Regions from separate parts of the Homo sapiens genome. Here regions 1, 2, 3 and 5 are each linked to region 4. The links are chromatin contacts, found by Hi-C or POLR2A ChIA-PET in ENCODE. All regions are on one chromosome and are shown on one strand. The core of a region is the stretch at or near the end of the contact, and the rest is flanking DNA. Distances in the headings are between cores, read along the strand shown.

Evidence for each region. A loop is a pair of places that touch in the nucleus more often than their neighbours do. ChIA-PET counts read pairs that join two places held with the same protein, here RNA polymerase II (POLR2A). Pooled maps may share reads with other maps.
Region 1: a map with no recorded cell type shows a loop between it and region 4 (5-fold over the local background). The contact joins two enhancer-like sites. A Hi-C loop is called at or near these places in 2 of 37 single-sample maps with no recorded cell type and 2 of 50 pooled maps. POLR2A ChIA-PET finds 5 or more read pairs at or near these places in 1 of 52 experiments (GM12878).
Region 2: a pooled map shows a loop between it and region 4 (5-fold over the local background). The contact joins two enhancer-like sites. A Hi-C loop is called at or near these places in 2 of 37 single-sample maps with no recorded cell type and 8 of 50 pooled maps.
Region 3: a loop to region 4 is called in a pooled map, with 6 times the contacts of the local background. The contact joins the promoter of ARHGAP25 here to the enhancer-like site in region 4. A Hi-C loop is called at or near these places in 3 of 37 single-sample maps with no recorded cell type and 10 of 50 pooled maps. POLR2A ChIA-PET finds 5 or more read pairs at or near these places in 1 of 52 experiments (OCI-LY7).
Region 5: a loop to region 4 is called in a pooled map, with 8 times the contacts of the local background. The contact joins two enhancer-like sites. A Hi-C loop is called at or near these places in 7 of 37 single-sample maps with no recorded cell type and 11 of 50 pooled maps.

The regions. Positions count from the first base shown.
Region 1 is chr2:68,117,380-68,122,636 of GRCh38, forward strand. No RefSeq gene overlaps it. Among named protein-coding and RNA genes, the nearest start is that of DNAAF10, 38 kb to the right of the region's middle. RefSeq lists enhancers at 3,560-3,719, 3,950-4,119, 4,130-4,209, 5,058-5,257. Within about 2 kb of position 3,937, at least 4 of the 41 ENCODE cell types and tissues checked have a DNase peak (open chromatin) inside an H3K27ac peak, as active enhancers do; they include GM12878, where a contact is called at or near this core.
Region 2 is chr2:68,764,528-68,769,730 of GRCh38, forward strand. The region is part of intron 1 of ARHGAP25 (Rho GTPase activating protein 25); the gene reads left to right. Among named protein-coding and RNA genes, the nearest start is that of ARHGAP25, 32 kb to the left of the region's middle. Within about 2 kb of position 1,909, at least 17 of the 41 ENCODE cell types and tissues checked have a DNase peak (open chromatin) inside an H3K27ac peak, as active enhancers do.
Region 3 is chr2:68,732,845-68,738,412 of GRCh38, forward strand. It overlaps ARHGAP25 (Rho GTPase activating protein 25), which reads left to right and starts at 1,967. Exons shown (of 11, transcript NM_001007231.3): 1 at 1,967-2,416. The coding sequence starts at 2,356.
Region 4 is chr2:68,383,790-68,389,284 of GRCh38, forward strand. PLEK (pleckstrin) reads left to right here. Exons shown (of 9, transcript NM_002664.3): 5 at 2,713-2,897; 6 at 4,598-4,702. Among named protein-coding and RNA genes, the nearest start is that of PLEK, 21 kb to the left of the region's middle. RefSeq lists enhancers at 3,487-3,666, 3,687-4,106, 5,357-5,406. Within about 2 kb of position 3,907, at least 7 of the 41 ENCODE cell types and tissues checked have a DNase peak (open chromatin) inside an H3K27ac peak, as active enhancers do; they include GM12878 and OCI-LY7, where a contact is called at or near this core.
Region 5 is chr2:68,714,159-68,719,887 of GRCh38, forward strand. It overlaps a transcript of ARHGAP25 not described here. Among named protein-coding and RNA genes, the nearest start is that of ARHGAP25, 18 kb to the right of the region's middle. RefSeq lists enhancers at 779-1,073, 1,342-1,421. Within about 2 kb of position 2,640, at least 14 of the 41 ENCODE cell types and tissues checked have a DNase peak (open chromatin) inside an H3K27ac peak, as active enhancers do.

The DNA.
Region 1 (5,257 bases), core at 2,687-5,186, 270 kb before region 4:
TTCTTTACAACAAATAATGCGCTGAAAAATGCAGCCTATAATTTGTATTTGCTGTTTAGAAAGGAAGTCAAAGAGGTAAGATGGCTGAAATTGACACAAGTAATATTTCATAGTTTTAGAATTCTCAAAGCATGTGAAATAGGAAGAAGGAAGTTGTTGCCTAGAATCTTAGGAAACCATCACTGTTCAGTTATAATCACTGCCTCCTGAATCATTGAGGAGTCTTTTCTCCATATTTTTATTCGATTTTTGTTTTGTTGTCTTTCAAGGTAATATTGTATTTAGATACCAGATAGCCAAAAATGGAAACTTTTATCTCTGGGGGAAAAATGTTTAGAAAAATGTATTCAGTGTATCTAATATTGAAGTGAAATGCAGAAAAGATTTAATATTAAAAAAACACTATAGACTGGGCACCGGTGGCTCATGCCTGTAATCCCAGCACTTTGGGAGGCCGAAGAGGGCAGATCACCTGAGGTCAGGAGTTCAAGACCAGCCTCGCCAACATGGTGAAACCCCGTCTCTACTAAAAATACAAAAATTAGCTGGGCATGGTGGCGTGTGCCTGTAATCCCAGCTACTCAGGAGGCTGAGGCAGGAGAATTGCTTGAACTGGGACCCAGACCCGGGAGAAGGAGGTTGCAGTGAGCTGAGATTGTGCCACTGCACCACTCCAGCCTGTGCTACAGAGCAAGACTCTGTCTCAAAATAAATAAATAAATAAATAAATAAATAAATAAATAAATAAATAAATAAAAAAACAGAAAAAACAATATAGACATTGACATAGAAAAGAGATTTAATGTTAAGAAAACAACTTTATATTAACTGAGTACATCCTCCTGATGAGAAGTACTATAGTAAATATAAACCCATTATGTTATTAAAAAAAAAAAGAAAAGAAAGAGGCCGGGTGCGGTGGCTCACATCTGTAATCTCAGCACTTTGGGAGGCTGAGGTGGGCAGATCACTTGAGGTCAGGAGTTCAAGACCAGCCTGGCCAACATGATGAAACCCTGTCTCTACTAAAAATACAAAAATTAGCCAGGGGTGCTGGCACGTGCCTGTAATCACAGCTACTTGGGAGGCTGAGGCAGGAGAATTGCTTGAACCTGGGAGGCAGAGGTTGCAGTGAGCCAAGATGGTGCCATTGCATTCCAGCCTGGGCAAAGAAGGGAGACTATCTAAAAAAAAAAAAAAGGAAAAAGAAAGAAAGAAATCCCTAGTGCTTTGCTTCTCTAATTGATCTCTGTCTAATTTACTACCCTAAATCTTCCTAAGAGTCCTCTTTCATATAAGTTATTCAGAGTCTATTTCTGTTGCTTGCAGCCAAAAAATTCCAAACTGTAGACACTGCATAATATATAAGAAAATATTTGCAAATTATAAAGCACCACATACACGCATGTCCAATTACATTTGTTAGTATAGACCATGCTGGAAAGATGAAGTCTTGGATCAGACAGACAGATTCAAAACCGAATTCTGCTGGGTAATATTTGCATGTCTTTGGACAAAGTTACTTACTTTCACTGAGCCTGTTTCCCCTCTGTAAAAATTTTTAGAAGTTAGCAGCTAGTAGTTAGGATTAGGTCTCTGCTGTGGTTTAGATATGGTTGGTTTGTCACCACCAAAGCTCATGTTGCAATTTGAGCCCCGATGTGGTGCTCTTGGGGCACGGGGTCTAGTGGGAAGTGTTTGGGTGATAGCGGTGGATCCCTCATAAATGGCTTGGTGCTGTTCTCCCAGTAGTGAGCTCTGTCTCTTGTGAGACTGAATTAGTTCTCGTGGGGATGGATTCATTCCCGAGAGTGGGTTGTTATAAAGTCAGACGCCCTTCGGCTTTCCCTCTCTTCTCACATGTCTGCTTCCCCTCTGACGTTCTCCACCATCTTGTGAGGCAGCATGAGTGAGGGACCTCACCAGAAGCCGGGGCTGTGCCCTTGAACTTCTCAGCCTGCAGCACTGTGAGCTAAATAAGCGTCTTTCTTTTATAAATTACCCAGCCTCAGGTATTCTTTTATAGCATCACAAAATGTACGAAGACATTCATTCATGAATACAAGGGAAAGCCCTAACCTCTTATTGGCTTAAACAAGAAACAAGTATTTTTGTCTATTGTCAAAGTCATCAAGGTAAACAGCCTAGGGCAGGTATGGTGGCTCCCAGATCACCAGGGCCAGACTCCTTATGCTTTTGTTTTTACCCCCTCTGGACGACAGGCCCATCCTCATGCTCCACAGTGTCCACACCTTGCTGATAGGGAGACTGGGAGATACAGTCTTTATTATGTGCTGTGATTAAAATGGGCTCCTGTTGTTGAGGCGGGAGGGGAGAGTGGGCATGGGGAGGCAACCTGCTGCTCTGCTGCCGTGGAGACGGTAACAGGCTGTGGCGAGAGTGTGTGGAAATCCCTTCCCCCTCCTCCCCTTTCAGGCTCCTGTGCTCTTTCCCTGTTCTCCCCAGCACCCTTCCCAATGCCAACATTCACTGTGACAACAGTTTGTAATAGGACTTTCATCCTTAAGTCCAAGTAGCAAAATGGATGAAAAAAGTGCTCTGACGACCTCCACTTATATACAAAAATGGTGAGGTTAAGAGTTTATTATCACGCCTGTAATCCCAGCACTTTGGGAGGCCAAGGCATGTGGATCACCTGAGGTTAGGAGTTCAAGACCAGCCTGGCCAACATGGTGAAACCCCATGTCTACTAAAAGTACAAAAATTAGCCAGACATGGTGGCTCACGCCTGTAATCCCAGCTACTCGGGAGGCTGAGGCAGGAGAATCGCTTGAACCTGGGTGGTGGAGGTTGCAGTGAGCCGAGATCATGCCAGTGCACTCCAGCCTGGGCAACAGAGTGACTCCATCTCAAAACAACAACAACAACAAACTATAGTATTTACCCCAGAGTTTTGTGGTGGGGATTTAAAAATACAACATGAGAGAAACAATATAGTAAGCACTCCACAAATATTAGCAGCTATTATTATTATTGTCAACATTATCATCTTTATAAATGTGATCCTGATCAAGACTCTAGAGACAGGCCACTGGTTTCCCTCCAAGTTTACTCCTCATTCACTGTCTTTCTTTCTTTCTTTTTTTTTTTTTTTGGAGATGGAGTCTCACTCTGTCACCCAGGCTGGAGTGCAGTGGCGTGATCTCAGCTCACTGCAACCTCTGCCTCCCAGGTTCAAGCGATTCTCCTGCCTCAGCCTCCTAAGTAGCTGGGACTACAGGTGCATGCCACCACATGCAGCTAATTTTTTGTATTTTAATAGAGATGGGGTTTCACCATGTTGGCCAGGCTGGTCTCAAACTTCTGGCCTCAATTGATCCACCTGCCTTGGCCTCCCAAAGTGATGGGATTACAGGTGTGAGCCACCTCGCCTGGCATATACTGCTTTCTTTAGCTTCCATAGCCTCAACCGAGAGCAAGAGAATAAGGCTTCTGACATTCTTCCTAGGAAGCTTTACGGAACAGATTGGAAAATTCACAACAAGCCCTAAGTGGCCCATAGTGGATTAGTGGGGACTGTGGCCGTCAGGACTCCCCCTTAGCTGAGGCTTCTGTGTCTTCTGTGTCTGCTTTCTTAGGGCCCTTTAGCCTGTGAGCTCTTAGGAATGCAGGAAGACCCTCTCTTTCCCCCTGGGTGGTAACAAAATTTCCCCTGGTCCATCATTCCTGAGCCCTAGTTCAGTCTGTGTGCGGCCAGGTCAGCGCTCAATAGGGTTCCAAACCTGTTGGCTGCAAGCACAGACTCCCTCTGAGTGTGAATGTTATCTCTCACCAGATGAGGGATGTGCTCAGCCCAGATCAAACACTTGTTTATCTACAGGGTGGTGAGAGCCAAAACTCTGCTTCTGTTTCTCCCTGGTGGTTTATTTGCTTACCCTTATCACCTCTGAGCAGTGGTGTTGTTTGCATAGAGTTCTCGGTTTCTGGCATGTTAAATTTAGAGGTACCCCAGGCTTCTCGGAGGGATCAGAGTGTTGAGCAACTCCTCAGGGAGGTGCAGGAGAATATCACTGGATGAGGGGTCAGGAGATGAGGGCCTGGGTCTGTCTTCAAATGCAGAAATTGAGTGCAGAGGTCTCAAAGGCCTCTTCTGGCACTGACGTTCTGACTGGCCATGAAAGCCTTGGGTGTCATAAAGAAGAAAAGTTGAAGACTTAAAAGGAGGAAGTGTGAGTGTCTTCAGCCTCCGGTGTGAGGGAGAACTGTGAGTCTCTTTTGACCACAGTTTATTTTGTGTTGCTTCTTTTAGCTGCATGGTCCATACGCCAAAGGTGGGCAGGTGGAGGGCTGCTACTCACTAACTTGGTAGTGCAGAAATGGCTTTTAAAAACAGTGGCTATATGGCTGCGCACGGTGGTTCATGCCTGTAATCCCAGCACTTTGGGAGGCCGAGGCAGGCGGATCACTCGAGGTCAGGAGTTCGAGACCAGCCTGATCAACATGGAGAAACCCCGTCTCTACTAAAAATACAAAAATTAGCCGGGCGTGGTGGTGGGCGCCTGTAATCTCAGCTACTTGGGAGGCTGAGTCAGGAGAATCGCTTGAACCCAGGAGGCGGAGGTTGCAGTGAGCTGAGATCGTGCCATTGCACTCCAGCCTGGGCAACAAGAGCAAAACTCTGTCTCAAACAAAACAAAACAAAACAAAACATTGGATCTGGTGCAAAGAAGATGGAGAGAAATTCTAGAATTCCTGCAGGAAGTTAAGTGATGGTATAAAGAAGTCCTTACTCTGAGAAATGCTTCGTTAAAATCAGAATTTACAGAATAAACGGTTGGTAGGAGATAGAGGCATGTACTATTTACTTTACAAAATAATTCCTCACTTTATAAAAAGCCAAATATTTTCTCTTGGAAGTTAGCCTTGTGATGCTACCAGTAAGACTGAATCTATAATAAAGCTAATGATCCAACTTTTGGTTAAAAAACCCATTCTGTAAAAAGAAGCATAGGCATGCTATGCAGTGTTGTTATATACAAAGTGGGTTTTCTTCATAAACACAATCACATTTTTGGAAGACATTTCTGTAAGATAATGTCTTTCTCAAGGTCCAGTTTGGCTTGCGTGCCTCCTGGGAATTAAACAGGATAGATTTTTCCAGCTGCATTTGAAAGACAAATTCCGTTTCCTTGTGTTGAAAGGTCTGCAATGCCCACATCTCCCACAAGGGGGCAGCGCACCACTGGGTCTTCAGGTACAAGGACGGCCTGGGATTCGGAACGTGCGGCTGAGGGGC
Region 2 (5,203 bases), core at 659-3,158, 380 kb after region 4:
AGGTGGACAGGCACCCTCTGTTCTCACTGGTATCGTGACCTGGTTGAGGAGCCAGCAGGACAGAGCTGTTACTTTTTGTCTGGCCTGACTTTGGGCACCCAGGGTAAACTGGAAATAACATGCCCCAGCCAGACCTCTGTGCGCACTTGGAAGGAGCTCTCAGGTCTCCATCTGTTCCCTGCCTCCATGCTGCTGCTGTTCCTCTCTAGGTGTTGTTAGTGCAGGATTTTCTTGGGCCCTTTCCGCTCCCTCTGGGGCAGGCTGTTCCATATGCATTGAGTTGTGAGACCAACAGCTTTCTTCAGTTTAGCCTTGCCTATCCTACATCTTGCAGAAATCCGTCTTCCCCCCAAATGGCATGCAGATAGAATCCTTCTTTACTTTTACTTTCATTTTAGATCTCCCCTTGTTATTATTGAGCTAGTCCCTTTGTCATTTTAATGGAAATTTGGAAATGGAAGCTCTTGCCATGAGGTCACCTAGAATTCTAGGTGGTCATTCCTTCCTGAGTTCCCTCACAGACCACCCTTGGGCTCCCTCCGGTTTCTGCTGCCCTTTCTCTCTCTCTGCCAGTAAGTGTTGGGGTAAAAGCTGACTTTACAGGAAATACTATCCATACTGGCAGCCTCAGTAAGTCCCTCAGTTCTTCCCATTCATCAGCTGATAAAGTGACAGTGCAGGGATATGGAGGCGGATCTGTCTGGGAGGGAATGTGTACGTAAGTGGTATAACATCTGTGTAGTGTCATTCCGCTGTGCTCTGAGGAGTAACAGGTCTGAAATGCAGACCTTGGAAAATAGACAAGTTGAAGTTTAGAGCAATAGTTGACATGTAAAAAAAAAAAAACCCAACAAGCCTATTGAATTTATTTTTAAGCCTAATAAAATATTTAAAAAGATCATTTATTATATCAACATTCCAAACACAACAGAGAAAATATAATGAACCCCCATGTAGACCCACTACTGAAGTTCAACAGAATATTTCGTCACATTGTTTTATCTATCCCTTTCTTTTTCTTTTATTCCCTTTTATGCTAAGATATTTTAAAACAAATCCCAGACACATTTTCCCCATGCTTAAGTATGCATCCTTAAAAATATGGAAATTTTATTTTCTAGCCACATTGTCCTGATCACGCCTAACAAAACTAATCAATAATTCATTGGTATCATCTATCCTTTATCCATGATCAAATTGTCTCAGTTTTTAATGAAATCTTTTTATCAGGTTGTAGAATAGGAGAAACATATTATGACTCGTTTCCTGGGCCCACCCCACTGCTAGCATTATTCATTGGTCACTTTAACTCTCAGTAGTGTTAAAGTTTAAAATCACTGTTCCCTAAGACCTGTAGAGGCCCCAGAAACTGACTGGAGTGACGTCTGTTAGGCTGTAATGGCTTGTAGCCTCCTCAAGGGCCAGTGCTTGATGGTAGTTGCCAGTACTTGAGCATTGCCCTGGAAGGGTCCTTCCTGTGAATTACTCAGGCCATATAATTCATCCATGCTTATGCAATACAAATATTTCAAGCATCCTAATGCACTTATTTATTTATGAATGCTAGTGACTAGTGAACCAAAACCTCTTACCTAAAATAAATGACTAGCTTTGGCAATGGAGGGGTCAGTACTTCGATTGCTCTTCCTAATGTAACACACCACTAGGGTGTTGGGCAGAGCTTACTGCACTAATTATCCTGCAGTCCTACCTGATGAGAATTGTTCTTCCTTACACTAACGCCTGGGAAAGCAGGTAGCTTGCATATGCAGTTAACCAGCTACATTGTCAAAGAATTTTCTACAGAGAAAATTTGCCCTCTGATTGCCAAATCTCCACTTTGCCTTGTGCTGAGGAAGAGGCAGCTCTGGGGCAGTGTTCTTCCGCAAGCTTCTTGTTATTACACGTGGCTTCCTGTTATGCAGAGACAGGCGGAGAGGGCTGGGTAAGGTGTTGCAACTGATGGAGACACACAGACCCACAAGAGGCAACTGCACTCTAAATTCCTAAGAAACACGAAAGCCACAAAACATGAACACTGGAGGGGTGGCCCTGGAGAGGCACCCTAGGTGAAACAAATTTGCTGGCGTGCAAAAAAACCTTGCAATATTTGTTGCTGGCTCAGGTTTCCAGAGCTGCTGATAAGAAAGAAGTAACAGAAAGCCAGTACTCCTCTCTCTCTCCCCTTCTCTCTCTCTCTCTCTCTTGTTCTCACTCTCTGTCATTCTCTCTCCCTCTCTCTTGTTCTCACTCTCTGTCATTCTCTCTCCCTCTCTCTTTTTCTCTCTCTCACACACACAGATAATTTCTCTCCCTCTGTCTCATATTGCTACCAAGACAGCATTTTTTACCTCTTCCTGCAGAACACATAGTTATTGGTGCCAAGCCCCTTTCCAAAGCAGATTCTTTTCCTTTAGGTTGACATAGTCACTTGTCAAACAATAAAGGGCATTTCTAGAATCCATAGAACATGGGAAAATGAAATCTGCCCAATTCCGGAGTATTGAGGCAGGCATTTAGGGAACAACTTTTAGATATTTCTATGAATTCGGTTATACAAATTTGTCTCAAGGGTGAGTGCCCTGGGAAGACCCGTGTGGTTTAATTTCAGGGTACAGAGAGAAGGCTCCTTTGCTGTCATCAGTCTCACAGTAAAGATGCCTTTTGAAGGGGCAGTGCTTTTCATACTAAAGTTAAAAACGAAACTCAAAAGAATGATGGGTGCTTTTCAATGGGGGGGTGGCGTTTGCTTTGAAGACAGAAAAGGGATACAGAAAGCGAGCCTGAAGTTTCTGAAGTCACATGTCCTAATTTCCTTCTGGGTGGAAACTGAGGGCCATCATCCCGCAGTCTGATAACAGGATAGGTGGGGGGTCTGCATGTATGTATGTGTGAATGTGGCAGGGGCGTTGCGTGTGTGTATGTGTGCGGGGTGTGGGCAGGGACGTATGAATCTGTTTATCATTTTCAGGTGGTAGCAATGCCAGGTCTGCTGTTTCAGAGAGCTCCCCAGTCGGCTCCTTCCTCAGCTGTGGTGTGGGCCTGACTGCCGGCCCACGGTAGCTTAGCTCACTCTCTCTCCCTCCCATGCCTCGGCCACGTGGGACCTTGCTCAGAATCCCTAGGTCTCTCCACATGAGCTTGGGTAGCAGCTGGTAAGACGTGGCAGGATTACCTAATATGTCCGTTTTCTTGTTGGGGTATCAGCACAGCCTCAGTGGTGGGCTTGAGGTTTCAGTACCATTTCTCTGTCACTGTGTTTTCGAGGCCTGCTGAGCCTTGCAGAGCATACACTGGCGGAAATAGCACAAAATTGTTTGTGCACAATCTAGAGGCAAAATGGGTGGGGCTGAGGCAGCTGCTTCACATGATAGGTTAGGAGTAGTGGCTTTGTTCCCAGCTCAGTGAAAGGTGGCATGGTCTCTCCTGTCCACTTCACTCTGGATTCTTTAACCCTGTGAATTACTAGACATGGATTCCATCTCCAATGTGGATGCCTCTCTTCACCACAAGAATACATGCTCCTTTCTGGGCTGTGGCTTAGGTATGGATATTGGGCTTTGAAATCAGATTTCTAGTTGTTAACTGGAGCAGATCATTTCACCTCTGTGAGCTTTGGTTCCTGGTCTGAAAAATGAGGGTGACAGTATGGTACTTACATAAAGAGCATGAGCATTAAATGACACAGCTCTATAAAGTGCTTGCACTGTGGCTGGCTCGTGGTAAGTACTCAATACATAAGTAACTTGATATTCATTATTGTTAGATCAGGGATTATATCTTCCATCGTCCACTCTGCTCAAGTGGATGCAGTGAACATATCCAGAAATCCCGCCAATAGGTAAATTGGCCAATATTTCTCGCAAATACAAAATGCCTGCATGGTGGCTCACATTTCGTTCTAAAACATTTATTTTATTAACTCAGCAAATATTTATCAAGATGCTTCAATTGCCAGATGCTTTTCTAGGAAGTGTGGAGCTTTACTAAAAATCCCAAGGAAAACAGCACCCTTTTCTGTCTTGCATCTCAGTTTATCCCCACAGCCTCAAGTTAGAAATGCTTCCCTCTGTGCTGGTTTCCTCTATGCCATCTTTTCTTTGGTTCCTGAACGTCTATGCAAATAACTTTTCTGGTCTGAGATTTTCACGTCACTCAAATCTTCTGGCTTTCACTTGCACCTCTTTTCTCCCCCTAGTCTCTTTCTTAATTCATAAGCCTTACTTATCAAAAGCAAAACTCTCGGGAAGCTTGAAGCTCTCAGTCCACCCTCACACTTTATCATGTCCAGAACTGGACTCACCTGCCTGTTCAAACTGGCCTTGTTCTCTGATTTCCTTTCTTGCTTCCATGAATGGGTCTCCCAGATCCATCAGGGCTGTGTCTGGCTGATCTCATATCCTCAGGACCCAAAATTGTTCTGGTGCATGTCAAGTCCTCAATCTTGAATGAATGAATGAATGAATGGGGAAGGCTACCTTACCAGAGCCACTCAAACCCCAGACCTCACAAAAATCTTTGTCTCCTGCTCCTCCTTGTTCAGCAGGGGGCTGAGTCCTCTCAGTATTAGCCTCTCATATTGTTTCCTCTTCCATCCTAATCCAGGCTTCTGGCTTTGCACCTGGAATATTGTGCAATGTCCAGCCAATCTCCCTCTATACCATCTCTCTCCCTCTTTTCATCCCTCCCCTCTGTAATATTCTCTTTCTTTTCTCTCATTTAGAATAAAATTGAGTCCATACTATAATAATAATGTTAATAATAATAGCTTTCATTTAATTTCTATGTTTTAAGAAGCAGGCACTGGCTGGGACCTGTCCACTTACCCTTACTAATCCCTATGGATTTATCACCCCATAAGATGCATGTTATTATCACAGCTTTACAGAGGAGGAAACTGGCCCTCAGAGATAGAATACGGCTTACCCAAGGCTGCGTATGTAGAAGCCTGTGCACTTCTGCTACTTTCTCCTTCCTTCTCTCTGTTAGGCACTGTGTTAGGTGCACGATACAAGGATGAGCAAGGCCAAACATCAAGGGAGTACCCCTGTCTTCTTAGAGTGCAAGTGGAGAGGGAAGACAGGAAAAGAAAAAAGTACCAAGCAAGGCGACAAAGGCTACGATACACAGGTGTCTCCACTGACAAGGGTCCAGAGCCAGGGAGCAACTAAGTCTGGCAGGGCCAGGAAGGCTTCTCACAGGA
Region 3 (5,568 bases), core at 717-3,216, 350 kb after region 4:
GTATACACCAGGTCACCACTGTTCCTTCAGCCTCGTTCTCTGGATATACAGTTTGGATACATTTAGTTTGAGATGGCTACTATAGATCTAAGCAGAGATCCATGTGATTTGGAGTTCAGGGGGTCTGGGCTGGAAATACACATTGGAATCATCTGCAAATATGTGACATTTAAAGCCTTGAGACAGATGAGCTCACCAAGGTGTGAGTGTGGATGGAAAAAGAGTCCAGTCGAGTCTTGGTTTCCTTCAATATTTAGAGGTCAGAGAGATGAGAAGGAATCAGCAAGAAAACAGACACGGAAAAGCCAGAAAGGCAGGCAGACAGCCAGGCCAACCATGGGCCGTGGGAGCCCCATGGACAGAGGGCTCAGAGTTGGAGAGAGCTATCAAATGTGTCCGACACTGCTGATGGGCCCGTGAGATGAAGATGAAGCCCTGACCTGTGAGTTTAGTGACAGGGAAGTCGTAGGTATCCTTGATGAGAATATATTTTGTGGAGTCATAGGGGCAAAAACATCAACCAAGGGATTCGGGAGAGAATAAGAGGAGAGATATTTGCAAGTTAGACAATTCTTACTAAAGCTTGGTTCAGAAATGAAGGAGAGAAATGGGACTCTAGCCCAAGGGGGTGGTGGCATCCAGAGAGATTTTTTATGGGATAAAAAATAGTAAGTTTGAACGCTGACAGGAAGGATCAAAGAGAGAGAAGAAATTGATGATGCAATAGGGATGGGAGAGTGTTAACAGCCAGTTCACCCATTGTACCAAGAATAAGGTCAGGGATACAGCTTGCATGCAGGTAGGTGAGCAGATAGAGTGAGGGAAGCTTGTGGACATTCTCTTTCAGTTACATTGATTTTCTCAATGAAACGGGAACCCAGGTCGTCAGTAAGAGTAAGCAAGTGGCAGGTGAAGAAGAAAGTATGACAGAGTCATCTAGGAGAGTTGGAGAATGAATGGAGCAAGGCGTGCAGCTTAGATGCTGGCTAGCAGTGACTGTTCTGAGCACTTTGTACTGGCTTTTCTACTAAAGCCTCACAACAGCCTATGAAGTAAGCCCTATTATTTGCCCCATCTACAGATAAGAATTGAAGCACAAAGTGGTCAAGAAACTTGTCCATAGTCCCACAGCAGGAAAGCCAGGATTTGACTACCAGTGATCTGTTTCCAGGGCCCAAATGCTTAAGCACTAGGTTAGGCTGACCCAGTTAAACATGAAAGCTTGTCACAGAACTGAACTAAATAGAATAGAATAAAGGTTGAATTAATGTGTGTGGTGCAACCACTCTGTGTCAAGCTCTGCACTAGATTCCTCTGCAAAAACCCTTTGAGTTGTGGTTATTATCAACCCCATTTTACTGATGAGGACATTAAGGTCTGGAAAGATTCAGTTGCTTGTTCAAAAGTTGAAGAGCTAGCAAATGGAAGCCCACACCATGTATACAGCCCACACACCCTGATTCTAAAGCCCACACCCTGTGTACAATGCCAAAGAACCCTTAGGATATGTGAGTGGGTCGACCTAGCTTAAGTTGCTTCATTAAGCCAAATACATCAAAACCCTCCCTACATCAGGCTGAGATCACTTGCAAACTTTATCCTGAGCACCTGGAGAGCTTGCGACATGGTCCTTACAGCAGGAAGAATTTAAAAGAAGATAACTTTGGGGGAATGCTTGTTGTTTTTCTGACCATTTTTGGATGCTTGATCCGTTAGGTGAGGAAGAGGAGAGCTTAGAGTTGAAGTAGATGATGGGAGTTTCGACATTTTCTTCTAATTAAAACTGTAATCTTTTATAACAGAAGCAACCATTCTGGTTTTTCAAGCATTTCCAAAAACCATTTTCTCAAGAAAGAGTGCTCATAATGTATCATCTTCACTGAACAGCCACCCACTTCCTCAAATGCAAGGAAGCAGACAGTTAAAAAAGAAACACACACACACACACACAAAACCAAGAGGCAGCAGTTGTTTATCACGACCTCAACTCAGTAAGGCCTGAGATTCTTTCGAAAAGGAGCTTTGCTTCCCATGACGCAGAGGGAAGTGTCAACTGGGATATTTCTGGTAAAACTGAAAGCAAGAAAAGCAGGGTGCTAGCCCCTGTGGGACTGAGGGTGGAGGCTGGGGGAGTTTGGGTGCCATCCTCCAGTGACAGATGGATGGACCTTTCATCTAAGAGAAAGGAGGAGACACGTTGGCAAATCAGCCTCAAGCCTAAGATTGCTTGTGAAGCAATCATAAGGAGGAACAAAAACAGACACAAAAACAGAGGGAAAGAGTGAAAAGACAAGAAGGGCGCAAACTGTGACAGACTCACCGCTTCACTAACTACTCACTTAAACTGGAAGCAAAATGTCCCTAAAATTGCCAAGGAACTGGGATTTCAACCTGAAAGTGGAGGCTGCGAAAATAGGTATGGTTGGTGTCTTTTCGTTGCCTCTGTGATTCTTACGTATACTCGAGCACCATTTGCATGTTGGTCTGCAGGGAGCATAGTCTACTTAAAAATGGATCTCGCAGCAAATCTGAGTTTGAGGGACCATTTGCATTTAAGTTGGCATGCCAGGTCCAAGTTCTAAAATGCTGGGAGGGGGTTCTCTTTCATTTGGACAAAACAGTGGGATGGCACTCCTTGGTGTGCAGGATCTGGGGTACTTCGGATGATTTAAGGCTACAGACTACACACAAAACTGTGAGTTTTTAGCATATTCCATTTCCTTCCTGTTTGGAAACTCATCCATATTTTGAATGGTTCTGAACAGGAGCACAAAGACTAGAGTCTTTTGAAGTGCTCAATCTGTAAGTAAATTCAATGGGTGTTCTGTTTTGTGAGCCCAGGAGTCAAGGTGTATTAAAAGGTAGTAGCAAAAGGTAGACAACAAAAACAAGACAGGAACATAAAAACGTACTAAAGTATAATAAAGACCTTACTTAATAAAAATATAATTAAAGGAACAGAATGGGAGGGAATTCTTAGATGAGTTGGAAAAGAGATGTATTTTTTATTATTTTAAGGGAGACTGGCATATTTTCTGAGATAGTCTGGCCTTTAATCCATACCCTGTCCTTCTAATGATGATAGTGATACATTAAGTTTAATCTATATATTCGTTATGAAGTTCTTTACATAGATTTCTTCTATTGCTAAATTGGTCACAGTAATTCACATCAGAGCAATCGGGCTGAAAACTATTGCCTACATTTATGTATCTCACCCATACATGAGATAACTTCCTTGATATTAGATATAGATAAGTATTAAGGTGTTTCTAACAGCTTGGAGGAATTTTGCTTGGAAAAAGGTTTAGATTTGAACCTCTAATGGGGTTAAGTGTGCTACTAAAATAAGTGCTCCATTGAAAAGTCACAAGCGGAGCATTAATGATGTAGGTCTGAGAAAGGGTTTGAAAGAAAACAGAGTAATCAGAGAAGCCATTTATCTTGATAACTAGGGGAGATTAGCGTTCCCTAATCAAGCTGTGAATGATTGTATGCTGAGGTCAGTTCAGAGAAAAGGTAATGTTCATACCTCTTACAAAAGCAAGAGATTTTCCTCCTAACTATCATTGATACAAATGTACTTGGCTAATGCTCAATCTATGTCATACAAATTATATGGTTCTGTTCCTTTGAAAGTGTCCTGCTTCTACATAAATAAGGTCATTCTGCCTTCTCTCCACCTATGTTTGAACACAGGTTATTAGGGTCTTACTCTCCTTTGGTTTAAAAAACAAGAAAGTTGAGACAATTAATAGTTAAATGATTTTTTTCACAGATATAGGAAATTACCACACTAGAGCTCAAGACTGCATATACTCAGGTCTGGGATTTGATTGAGTGAATTTCATGATTTTTACCAATGTTTCTTAAAGCATGGTCCCATAGATAACCTATATCAGACTCACATCAAGTGCTGGCTAAAAATGCAGATTTCTGGGCACCATCCTTACAAAATCAGAATCTCTGGAGGAAGGCCCAGGATCCTGCATTTTGACAAGCACCCCCCACTTTCATCCTCACCTGAGGAAGAATTCCTGCTGTAGGTACTGTGGTCTATGTTCACTAGCCCCAGCAGACAGTTTTCACCCATTTAGTATAGGGCACAGTGCTTGTTCTTAACTGGGCACACAATAAATATTTGTTGGCTGAATGAATGCTTCAGCCAACAAAAACAAGCAGATGATGTTATTTAGTATTACTTAATGAAAAAATAATAATAAGGACATAATGAAATACAGAGGAGCCCTTGTCATTATCCATGCTATCTATAAGTTTGTCACCCTGAAGGACTGGACTACAGTAGGATGCATTTATAAGTGTCACATGAACTAGAATTCAGATCATAATCTGAGTCCTCTGATGGGGGAGAGCCCTTGACTCAGTCACAGGACTTCCAGTCCCCTCTCCAGCATCCTGTGTCCAGGTGTAACTGTAGGAACTGGCTTACCAATATATCAAAGAAACTTACCTCTATTGGGAAGACCTGTGGAACTGGGAGTTATGTCAGGAAAGCTGACAATCTGTGGTTTTAACGTTTTCTCAACCTAGATACCATTGACATTTGGGGTTGGATAGTTTTTTGTTGTGGGGCCTGTCCTGTGAATTATAGGATGTTTAGCAGAATCCTTGGCCTCTACCTTCTAGGTGATGGTAACACCCCCCTACCACTACCAGTTGTGACAAATAAAACTGTCTTTACATATAGCCAAGTGTTCCTTGGGGATGGGGGTGAGGGTAATATCTTCTCTAATTGAGAACTCCTGGAGTAGATGATCACCAAAAGGGTGGAATATAAGGTCATTTGGGACTAGAACCCAAATATTAACTCATGATTCACTCTGTAGCTCAATTTTTTGGAGGCTTTTATTGAGATCTGTCCTCAGGGAGCCAGGCCATAGCTTAGGAAGGACACTAGAATGGGCCCTTGGTGAAATAGCAAGACACTGACCCAGAATGTGACCCAGGAAAGGGGCCCTAGCTTTTTTTGATGAGCTATGCTTCCAGTTTCCCCAGAATCTTGTGAGCTGGAGTGAAAGTGAAAGTCTCTGAGAGCGAGGGGAGGGACTCTCCACTGTACTTCCATCTCAGAGCTGAAGAGGGTCTTGCTGGATGGCAGACTCACCTGAGTCCACTACCATGAGTCTGACAGATTTTCATGCAGTGATGAAGAAAAGTCACAGAACTTCCTGAATCTGACCTATTGATCCTGGCAGGAATAGGGGTTGGAAGAAAAAGGAAAATGCAGAACAAACAGTCTTGACTTGAGGTGGAGCCAAGAGCACACACTTCTTCCTGTGATCCTTTATCATTTTCAATTTTAGAATCATGACAGCCTTTCACTGCCTTCACGCAGTTACTCAAATATTTTGCCTTTTTAACTGAATTGTCATCACTGGAGGACAGGTCCAGACTTTCTGGACCTCCAGCCCCAGGTTACAGGGCTTTCTTGAAAGAGTTACATGGCTTCCCAATGACCAGGCCAGTCTACTTGAGCACATTTTGTACCTTATTTGAACACTGAAATGCTGGTTCCCCAGTTTCAGGAGAATCCTGAAACTATATAGC
Region 4 (5,495 bases), core at 2,657-5,156:
ACAGATAATCCATGAAATTGGTCCAGGTCAGGATCAGCAAGGCTAAGGGGAAAAGGCTTTGATCACTGACGATGAGATAGTCCCCCGTGGGAATAAGCCTCAGAGTCAAGGCAGCAGCCCAGCATCAGACAAGGCAGGGCTGAGATTTGGGATCAAGACACCAAGCTGTGGGTGGTGGTATGAGAAAGTGACAAGAACAAGGGAAGTTCCCAACTCTATCAGGACCGAGGTCACTGCAACAGCCTTGGGCAAAGGGAACAGGAGGGCATTTCAATGTAGACTTGGGCACCCAATCCAGGTCAGACTGATTTCCACTGTAATGTGTTACTGAGTCCCAGACTATTGGGCTGGTTTTTTTCTTCTTGTTCTCCTTCTCCTTCTCCTTCTCCTTCTCCTTCTCCTTCTCCTTCTCCTCCTTCTTCCTCTTGTTCTTATTCTTCTTTTCTCCTTTTTCCTCTTCCTCTTCTTTTTATTTGAGACGGAGTTTCACTTTTGTTGTTCAGGCTCACTGCAACCTCTGCCGCCCGGGTTCAAGCGTGATTCTCGTGCCTCAGCCTCCTGAGGAGCTGGGATTACAGATGTGCACCACCATGCCTGGCTAATTTTTGTATTTTTAGTAGATTCGGGGTTTCACCATGTTGGCCAGACTGGTCTCAAACTTCCAACCTCAGGTGATCTGCCTGCCTTGGCCTCTCAAAGTGGCCTGTAATCCCTAAGATTACAGGTGGGCTAGTACTTCTTAAATCCTTCTTGTTGAAGGCCAGGGTGGGTTTTGGACATTTCTATGGGTAGAGCCTTCATGGGGGAGTCAGGTGGCCTCGGCTGGGAGATGAAGGCTGTAGCAGAGACTGGGACCCAGCAGTACTGACACATGATGGAAGACCTTAAATGTCCGATGACAGGCAGACTAGACCAAACTTGTCTTTCAAGCTTCAGCATGCCTCACTGAGTGAGCGTGGATGCAAGGGTTAGAACACTTAAAAGTGACAGCCCAGAGCAGTTGTAACTTTGGCCTAAGATCACTCAGATTCCCTGAGCCTTAATTTTCTTATCCTTAAAATGAGGACTGCAATTACCACCCTGCCTCTTTCACAGGCTGCTATGAAGATAAAAAGAAGAAATGCAGTGTCACTTAGTTTATCTTTGTAGAGAAAGAAAAGTGAGCAAAAGCCTTTCATACATGAAATTCATGGAAGGCTCGCTATCCAACTGCTGTCACTCCTGTTTTGAGGGTGGCATCCCTACTGCTTTTGCCCGGATGACAGGACAGGCAGGCTGTCATGTTGACTCCCTTGTTGGCTACATTTGTAAGGAACACACTGCTTTTTATTTTTATCTTTTTTAATTGACACATAATAGTACGTATTTATGGGGCACAATTAATGTTCTGATACACATATACATTGTGCAGTGATCAAATCGTGGTAACTAGTGTATCCATCACCTCAAATATCTATCTTTTTTTGTTGTAAGAACAAACATGCTGTTTTTAATACAAAGCTTCATTGTAACCTGCTAATAATCCAATGTATGGGTCAATTTCATTTTCTTCTCTTTGCAATCATCTCTTGACCAGAAGATTGCTTAAATGACTTCTCAAGGTCCCTGCTAGACTCTGCAAAGTCATGACAATCAGTGCAGGTGATGTCATCAAATTTTAATTTAGGACATATATCCATCACATTATTTCCTATTTAAAAACTTAAAATGATTTCCCATTAGCCAAATTTCTTACTGTGCCATCAAAGCTCTCCCCACCCACCCTTCACCTCCCTCCTCCTCTTATTTCCTTTTGCCTTCTTTCCACCAACTCCTCCCCTGCCCCATGGGGCTGCTTTATGCCTGAGTGCATCTGTTCACACTGCTGCCCCCTCAGCTTGTGCTGGTTCCTCTGCATCCTGCTTCATATGCTTGGCAAACGCCTACTCATATTTTAAGCCTCTGCCCAGTGTCACTTCCTCTATGAATCTTTTCCTGATGGTGATGCACAGCCCTCTTCTCTCACCTCCTTCACCTCTTTCACACCTTCAGATTTGACCCAGTAGTCTCGCAACTGACTTATAGCAGAGCACTTGTTACAAGACTTATTTATTACACCCATCATGCCCTTTTACACTCCTTGAGGGAATTTCTCCAACACCCAGTAGAGTACCTAGCATCGAGTAGGTGCTCAGTAAATGTTTGTTCATCAATGGGATAAGTGAGTGGGTTAGTAAAACCTATTTCTTTGATGCATGTGTTGCTTTTTTTTAAGACAAAGACTTTATTTTTTTATTTTTAAAGTTATTATTTTTTTATTTTATTTTTGTTTTTATTTATTTATTTTTTATTATACTTTAAGTTTTAGGGTACATATTTTTTGAGATGGAGTCTTGTTATGTTGCCTGGGCTGGTCTTGAACTCCTGGGCTCAACTATCCTACTGCCTCAGCTTCCAGAGTAGCTGGGACAACAGGTGTGCCACCATACCTGGTCATGTGTTTCTTCTTAAGCAGCATGTAGATGTTCTTAAAAACCCTTTACATAGTTTTTTGTTTGTTTGTTTGTTTCTAGTGGGTATCTATCCCACTTATTTTGTTTTCTCTTTCTTGAAATAACAGGGGAGACGAGACAAGTCAGACCTGTGGGTGAGCTGGAGTCAGTTCAGGGGTGATTGTCAGGGGCTTGTTCTTCGGTAAGGAGAGTTAACCTTCCCTGTGCTGGTCCCATCTAGGTAACTGCGTCATTGATTGGCTGGTATCCAACCAGTCTGTTAGGAATCGCCAGGAAGGCCTCATGATTGCTTCATCGCTGCTCAATGAGGGGTATCTGCAGCCTGCTGGAGACATGTCCAAGAGTGCAGTGGATGGAACTGCTGAAAACCCTTTCCTGGACAACCCTGATGCCTTCTACTACTTTGTAAGAAAAGCTCCCCATCTCTTCTTCCTGTAAGGGAGGCTGCCCTGAGCAGATTCTAGATTGATTTCAGTTCATAGACATCTATAGAGCGCTGTTAGGCAGCGGGTAGGGAGGTCAGCCAGGAAGAACAAGGGAATACCTGAAGCTCCCAGGCCCATTTAGAGCTTCTGTTATACCAGCATTTCCCAACTCAACAGCTGCCCTCTCTACAACACTCGCCCTGTCCAAGTGAATTTGTTATTATAAAAGGATACTACTGTTTACTTGAAAAAAAATTTTTAAAGGACATTTTAAAGTTTATTGTTTCCTATTTACTTATTATTATTTTTTATTTATTTAGATGTAGTCTTGCTCTGTCACCCAGGCTGGAGTGCAGTGGTGTCATCTCGGCTCACTGCAACCTCCGCCTCCCGGGTTCAAGCGATTTTCCTGTCTCAGCTTCCCGAGTAGCTAGGATTACAGGCATGCGCCACCACACTCAGCTAATTTTCGTATTTTTAGTAAAGACAGCGTTTCACCATGTTGGCCAGGCTGGTCTCGAACTCCTGACCTCAAGTGATCCACCTGCCTCTGCCTCCCAACTATCTATTCTTATTCTAAGCAATAATTCATTTATAAAACTGTCTTAGACCCTAGTCCATGGCAAGCATTCTCTAAGACAAGAAGATACAGCCACGTAGACAAGCGTACTGGAGGGACAGGCAAAAATCCTGCCCTACTGCAGCTTCCTTTCCAGACAGGAGTCTATAAATCACAGGTTTGATGTATTAAGTGCATTATTCCAAATGTATGTTAAAACACATGACTCTTAATACAAAATGTGTCCACAGATGTCACTTCCTGCAGTCATCTTGTGTACCTCCCACAGTATGCTTACCCACGATTGGGAAACACTATATTATACAATGTGAACCTGTTCTTAGGCCATGTGAGCAATGGTGGATTTCTTGGGGGATTTTGGCAGTTTTGTTTCTATCTTGGATCAGAGCACAGAATTTAGGAAGTTACCTAAGAGAACCATTCTTCTTATAAACATGAAGTGAACACCCTAGAGGGTTTCATTTCACTTTAGGGGAAGTTCCACAGTCTGTTTTTTTTTTTTCTTCAGTCCTTTGATCTGGTCGTTTATAGCCATTTCAATGCAGGATTCTAAAAATACCCATCACAGTGGCTCCTCTTCCTCGGTCTGATTCATCATCTACTTTTGCTGAGCAAGTCCCACTTCCCTCATAACCTCAGGGGAAGAGGCTGGACACATGCTGTCACTTTTCTCCAAGAGGGGGCTCAGTGGCAAATGTTGAGCTGGTGATAGTATTGCCAATGAGAAATTAGCCTGCCCTGCTTTCAAGGATGTGACCATGATATCCCAAGAGAAGGAAGGCTTTGAAGGCAGACATGTGCCTGGTTAGGAAGATGGAGCTAAAGTTAGGATACAGCTTGGGAGACCCTCCAGAATAAAAGGATATTGACAAGATCACACCTGAGTGGAGACAAGAAAGGAACAGCCCCGGAAGCAAGTAAAAGGAGGAGGAGAAACTCGCTCATCAAGGACCTTTGAAGTTCAGATTGGGATGTACACAGGAATGGAGGAAAAAGGAGGAGGCTGCCCTCATGGCTGGAGGGGAGGGGGAATGGAGATGGCACAAGTTGCAATGTGCCTAAGACTGGTGATGTTAGCTTGCTGTTTGATTTTCCAACAGCCAGACAGTGGGTTCTTCTGTGAAGAGAATTCCAGTGATGATGATGTGATTCTGAAAGAAGAATTCAGAGGGGTCATTATCAAGCAGGGATGTTTACTGAAGCAGGTGAGTGGCCACAACTGCTCCCATCTAGCCTTTTCCCTTTACAAGGTCCTTTTTGTTTCTAAGTTACCCAGTGACTTTTGGTTTGTTTGGTTAATAGTCAAGCAGAAAATGAAACCCACAAAGTGAAAGATAGATGAGTAGCTCTTTAGATATCAAAGTGGCTTTAGATCAGGAAGATTGAGTTTGACAGGGCAGAAGATGTCCCTAAAAGTAGGAAAATGCCTCTTTTATCAATATCATAGGAAAAAAAAAGGTGTTTCAAGAAAAATATGGCCGGAGGAGATAAATTGTCTAAGAGATGCCATCCAAAAGACAAAGCTGTCTCATGGTAAAAGTACTTCCATTTTACCTGTCCCTCCTCCCTTCAAAGCAACCAGGAAAACAGGAACAGGCTACACCCAGAAGAGGAACAGAGTACACCACTGAGAGCAAAGAAGAGTCATTCCAGTCTGTGCTTAGGGCATGACAAGACCAAAACCTGGGCATGCAGAGGCCAGTTCACAGGAACAGCAGGCAAAAGTCAAATGCAGATTGAGGGCATGGACAGAGTCCTGGGGGGATGTCCAGGTGTCCACAGGTACAGGCCACCATCAGTCTTGGAGGCAAGGGCTGGAGAGTGCTGAGGAGCTCTAGTCGGTTACCAGGTGCCAAGGCATATGATGCCAAGAGGTAAGAGATGGACAGGGGCCAAGATGACTGAGGAAGCCAGGACCAGTACCTGGTGGAGGAAGTCGCAGGAAGACATGAGAATATTCAGGGGGAAGCTAGTTGATACTTGCACAAGGCATCTTAG
Region 5 (5,729 bases), core at 1,390-3,889, 330 kb after region 4:
TTCAGAACTTATTGTTCTATTCAGGGATTTGACTTCTTCCTGGTTTAGTCTTGGGAGGGTGTATGTGTCCAGGAATTTATCCATTTCTTCTAGATTTTCTAGTTTATTTGCATAGAGGTGTTTATAGTATTCTCTGATGGTAGTTTGTATTTCTGTGGGATCAGTGGTGATATCCCCTTTTTCATTTTTTATTGCATCTATTTGATTTTTCTCTCTTTTCTTCTTTATTAGTCTGGTTAGTGGTCTATGTATTTTGTTAATCTTTTCAAAAAACCAGCTCCTGGATTCACTGATTTGTTGAAGGGTTTCTCCTGTATCTATCTCTTTCTTCTGCTCTGATCTTAGTTATTTCTTGTCTTCTGCTAGCTTTTGAATGCGTTTGCTCTTGCTTCTCTAGTTCTTTTAATTGTGATGTTTAGGGTGCCAATTTTAGATCTTTCCTGCTTTCTCCTTTGGGCATTTAGTGCTATACATTTCCCTCTAAACACTACTTTATCCGTGTCCCAGAGATTCTGGTATGTTGTGTCTTTGTTCTCTTTGGTTTCAAATACCTTATTTATTTCTGCCTTAATTTCGTTATTTACCCAGTAGTCATTCAGGAGCAGGCACAGCCTTCATCCTGATACACAGAAATGCCTGGTTGGAGAAGGGCAAAAAGTTGAAAATATTCCTTAGTAGAAAAAAAATGTGCACTAAAAAGTATTTTTTATTAAAATACGGAAGGAAAGAAAAATACAATGGGTTCAGATGGGCATATGACAATAATAAAATGTCTCACTTCCCTTCCTCCCCTTCTCTCCCAGCACTCCCCTGAGGTTGCCACTTTTGGACATTTCTGCTTTTAGCTCTTCTGGTGGTTAGAATCATGACTTCCCTGACTGAGAGGCATGACTAGCCCTGAGCATGAGGGTGGGGCTTGTGCGCTGGAAGGCTTAACTTGAACCTTGTGAGCAGGAAGTCAGGCTAGAACCACTCCTAAAGTGCCTGGGGAGGATGGGACTTTTCACTGTTGGTTGCTTCCTCAAATCCAGTGGTTCTCGAACTGGAATCCTCAGCACTGCCTGAAAAGTTGGTAGAAATGCAAATTCTTGGGCCCTACCCCAGACTTATGGAATCAGAACCTTTGGAGGTGGCGCCCAGCAACCCATGTGCTATTTTAACAAATTCTCCAGGCCATTCTGATGCCTGCTCAAGTTTGAGAAGCCCCGTTCTAAGACAGCCAATCAAACAACCAAACACCACCACCAACAACAACAAAGAGACAAAACTCATTTCTTCTTCCAGTGATTGGTTTGGGGTGGGCACGTGACCCTGCTCTGGCTAATGCAGTGCAATGGGAGGCTTGTTTAGGGGCTTCCGGGAGGCGGTCGTGCTCTTGAAAAAGATGCTTGGGAAGAGTAAGAGGCATTGCACCGGGTGCTTTCCCGTGTAGGTGAGAGGCATGGGGCTGCTACTGCCATCTTGTGGACACACTGAGTGGAGGAGGTGAACCGAGGGAAGAACCTGGATGCCTGAGGAATGAATGCCAGAGCCCCAAGAGTAACCATCTGGGAGCCATCCTACTGTGGACTTCTTGTATGATATGTATTATTTTTTAAAGTTAAGAACATGTTGAGTTTGGTTTAGCAGTGAGGCACCCGAACACAGTTCCATTCTGGAACTGTATCTCCTCCCAGACATAGATAAGTGGCTGCCAAGAACAGCTCTCTGGGTAGGCTGGGCCATAAAAGCCACTATTACATGAACAGGTGAGGGCGGTTGGGAGGAGAAATGAATCTACTTCACTCTTTATTCCATAGGTATTTTCAGTCGTTTTCACACCTGCCATTTCTGAGTCCGGGGCCCTTCTGGCGCCCTGCCCTCTTTCATCCTTCTCTGGGCCATGTTCTGAGCTGTTGTTCCCTCTGCTAATGTTACTTCCTGAGTGTAATTCCATCCACTGACAGGCTTCCAGAAGTTAATGAAAATCCTTGGCCTGCCCATCCTTTCCTGTGCCCGCCATTCTTCCTATCTTCCTTACTGCCATCTATTTGGGGAAAGCAGAGAGATAAAGGAGTGTTTGGCTTGCCAACTTGAATGGGAAGGCCCAGATTGTTTCATTGTTTGCTTTTACTGAGACTTGGTTATCATTCTCCCTTTTCAAAAGAAGAAAGAAAGATGAAATAGTGGAGGAGGAGAGCTGCCCAGCAAGATTCCCTCTGGGACATCCATGTAACCCTCTTGGAACATACGCTAATGCTATGGAAATGATTCTTAACTCTTCATTTTGTGGCTTCTTCCAAAATGCAGACCATTCAAGGTAGATGGGGACACTGTGGTGAGTCAACTTGATGGGGAGGGGCTCTCAGAGCTCCTGAGTTTGCCCTAGATTATATCTATCCTTCCCTGAAGCTTGGGTGGACATCTTTCTCTCTAAGAAGATGAAGAACATGGGTCCCTTTGCCTTCATAAGTTTGTGAAACTGAAATTTCAGTTGTCCAGCACAAGCAGATTGAGAATGTATATACATCGTTTTATTCAAACCTTCAACCACATGATGTTATCTTGAGGTAGCACTTACACTGGTGAGAAACCACCGTGGGATCTTAGGGTCATCTCAGATAGGCGTCCTTATTCTACTGTATAAGTTTTCTGAACCAAACTTCCTTCATTGTGACATGGTTTTGCCACAGCTGGTCGTTCTCTTTACTCTTTGATCCTGGTTGAACGATTCATGTAGATTCTATCTCTCTTTAAATGTCAGAATGTGACATTCAATATTTTTCGCAGTATTTGTTTTATGTGTATTCCTTAATGTTTCTGTTTTAGTTAAATACAGTCACACATCATTTAACAATGAAGATATGTTCTGAGAAATAGGTTGTTAGGTGATTTCAGGTGATTTCATTGTGCAAATGTCATAGAATATACTTACACAAAACTAGGTGGTACACACCTAGGCCATATGGTACGGGCTATTGCTCCTAGACTACAAATCTGTATAGCGTGTTACTGTACTGTAGGCAATTGTAACACAGTGGTAAGTATTTGTGCATCTAAACATATCTAAACATAGAAAAGGTACAGTAAAATACAATATTATTATCTTATGAAACCACTACTGTATATGGGATCTGTCATCAACAGAAATGTCTTTATGTGGCACATGACTGAATACATCAAACCTTAGGTTCATTGCTGTGTGAATCAGGGACCTCTATGTTAAAAGGCACAGTATGGGAGAAGCATTGTGATCTGGCCCAGGGTCAGGATGTTGAGGCTTTTACTGGCTCTAGAACTGAGTCAATTCAATCTTTTCTTTTTAAGCTTTAGACACTTCCTCTGCAAAAGACGATAACTTAATCACAGCCTCTGACAGGTTTGTGGAGTTGAGGCTTGACAAGGGTGTTAGGTAAAAACTGCAGTCTTGCATATGTGAAGCCAAAGGTCTGAGCTGTGAGCAAACCTATCATCACCGCTATTGAGTGACAGCAGTCACTCGGCCTTTCACATTCCAACTTAAAAAGCAGATGCATATTCCTATGGCTTTTCTTTGTATAAACACTATCCATAAAGCAATGGCAGAAAAGTTCTGGTTTCTTTAAAGTGGGAGTGAAAACTAAGACATATTTTAAGGTGTTCCAAGTGTAGGGGTTTTTATGAGTCCCCCTTCCACTTACCCACATGTGAATTGACATATTTTTGCCAATATAAATTTATTCTTCCTTTCCAAAGCCATTAACTTAATATTCATAAAAAGAGCTCTGTTTTTTCTTTTGCACTCATATTTCATTGGTTTAAGTAACCCACTTTATCATATAATTAGAATAGTAAGTACGGTTTATATCATCTTGGAATGCATTAGCTGGGCAACAGATAATTCACTTGGTGGGAGTAGAAGTAAATGGTGTACTACCAGCTGTGAACACTCAGCAGCTACTATGCACTCATCAAAGAGTGTTATAAAGGGTTACAGAGAATTGGGAACTTAGTTAAGGGCAGATTTGTTAAAAAAAAAAAAAAGTATCTTCTTTGCCAATCAAATGTGTCCCCTCAAAGTAGACCTCTAGAGCCTGGCTACTCAAAGTCTGATCCAGAGACCAGCAGCATCACATCACATTTTCTTTTTCTGGAGGATCTAAGGGGAGAATCATTTTCTCACCTTTCCCAGCTTCTAGAGGCTTCCAGCATTGCCTGATGGCCCCTTTCTTCCATCTTTCTGAACTTTGTTTTGTACTCACACTTTCTACTTCTACAGTCAAATCTCTTCTTACCTCCTTCTTATAAGGGCACACTTGGATAATCCAGCATGGCATCCCCATCTCAATATCCTTGACTTAATCGCATCTGCAAAGTACTTTTACCATATTGTGAAATAATAAGAAATATATAAGTGTGTGTGTGTGTGTGTGTATGTATAGATAGATAAATAGATAGATACCTAGACAGATAGATAGGTACATAGATACCTAGATAGATACATAGATAGAGATATTTGTCTCTGACCCTGGTTCCTGACATAGAGCTCCTAAACTTTTCTAATTCCCTAAGTGGTACGGGTACTAGCAGCATCATTTGTTCTAACATTTGGTCTTTGAGTCCAGTTCCTGACACAGAGCTCTTAAATTTCTTGGTATTTTCTGGGTGATAAGAGTGTCTTTTATTCAAATGAAACAACTCTTGATGAGGCCTTGGATAGCTTTAGGATAGGGGCTTGTCATCAGAAAGACAAGGCCATGATTAGAAGCTTAGCACTTTTAATTCCCAACCTTCATTCTCTGGGGAGGGCAGAAGAGCTAGAGATTGAGTTAGTAATAGATCAAGCCTACATGATGAAGCCTCCAAGAAAAAAAAATTTCCCTCAAGTATGGGTTTTGGAGAGCTCTGGGGTTGGTAAACACATCCATGTACCAGAAGTGTGGTGCACCCCAGCTCCACAGGAATAGAAGCTCCTGCACTCAGAGCCCTTCCAGACCTCATCCTATATACCTCTTTATGTCCTTTATTATAAAAGAAAATGGCAAACACAATAAGTGTCTCCCTGAGTTTTTTAAACTATTCTAGCAAATTATCAACCCCAAGGAGAGGGTCATGGGAGCCCCAGTTTATGGCCAGTCTGTTAGAAGCACAAGTGAGAACCCTGGACTTTTGACTGGTGTCTGAAGTGGGGGCAGTTTTGAAAGACTGCGCCCTTCGTCTGTGGCACCTGATGCTAACTCCAGGTAGATAGTGTCAGAACCGAATTGAATTGTAGGACACCCAGCTGGTATCAGGGAATTGGTCGACATGGCAAAAAAAAAAAAAAAGAAAAAAAACCCCACAAAACAAACAAACAAATAAGAACAACGCCCACATTTTGGTGACCAGATGCAAAGTGTTGAAAATGTAGAGGAAAAAAATAACTTTTTTTTTTCTATATACATGTAAAGGAACACATTCTCATGTTCTAGGGATTAGGATGTGGATATCCTCGGGGGCTGTTATTCAGCCTACCACAACTTTGCTGTCAGATACCATTTTAAGGTAACTTAATGATTATTAACACTACTGTTTAACAAGTGCCTGCTATGACCCAGGCACTTTACATATACATGAAACCTACTTCTTATAAGAATACCCCACAGTAGATATTATCACCCTATCCATGTAGATGAGAAGTCTGGGGTTCAGAAATCCCAGTAATGACAGAGCAGGGGTTGGTACCCAGACCCCCATGGGTCCCAGCCTCTGACCTTCTCTTGGTACCTGAC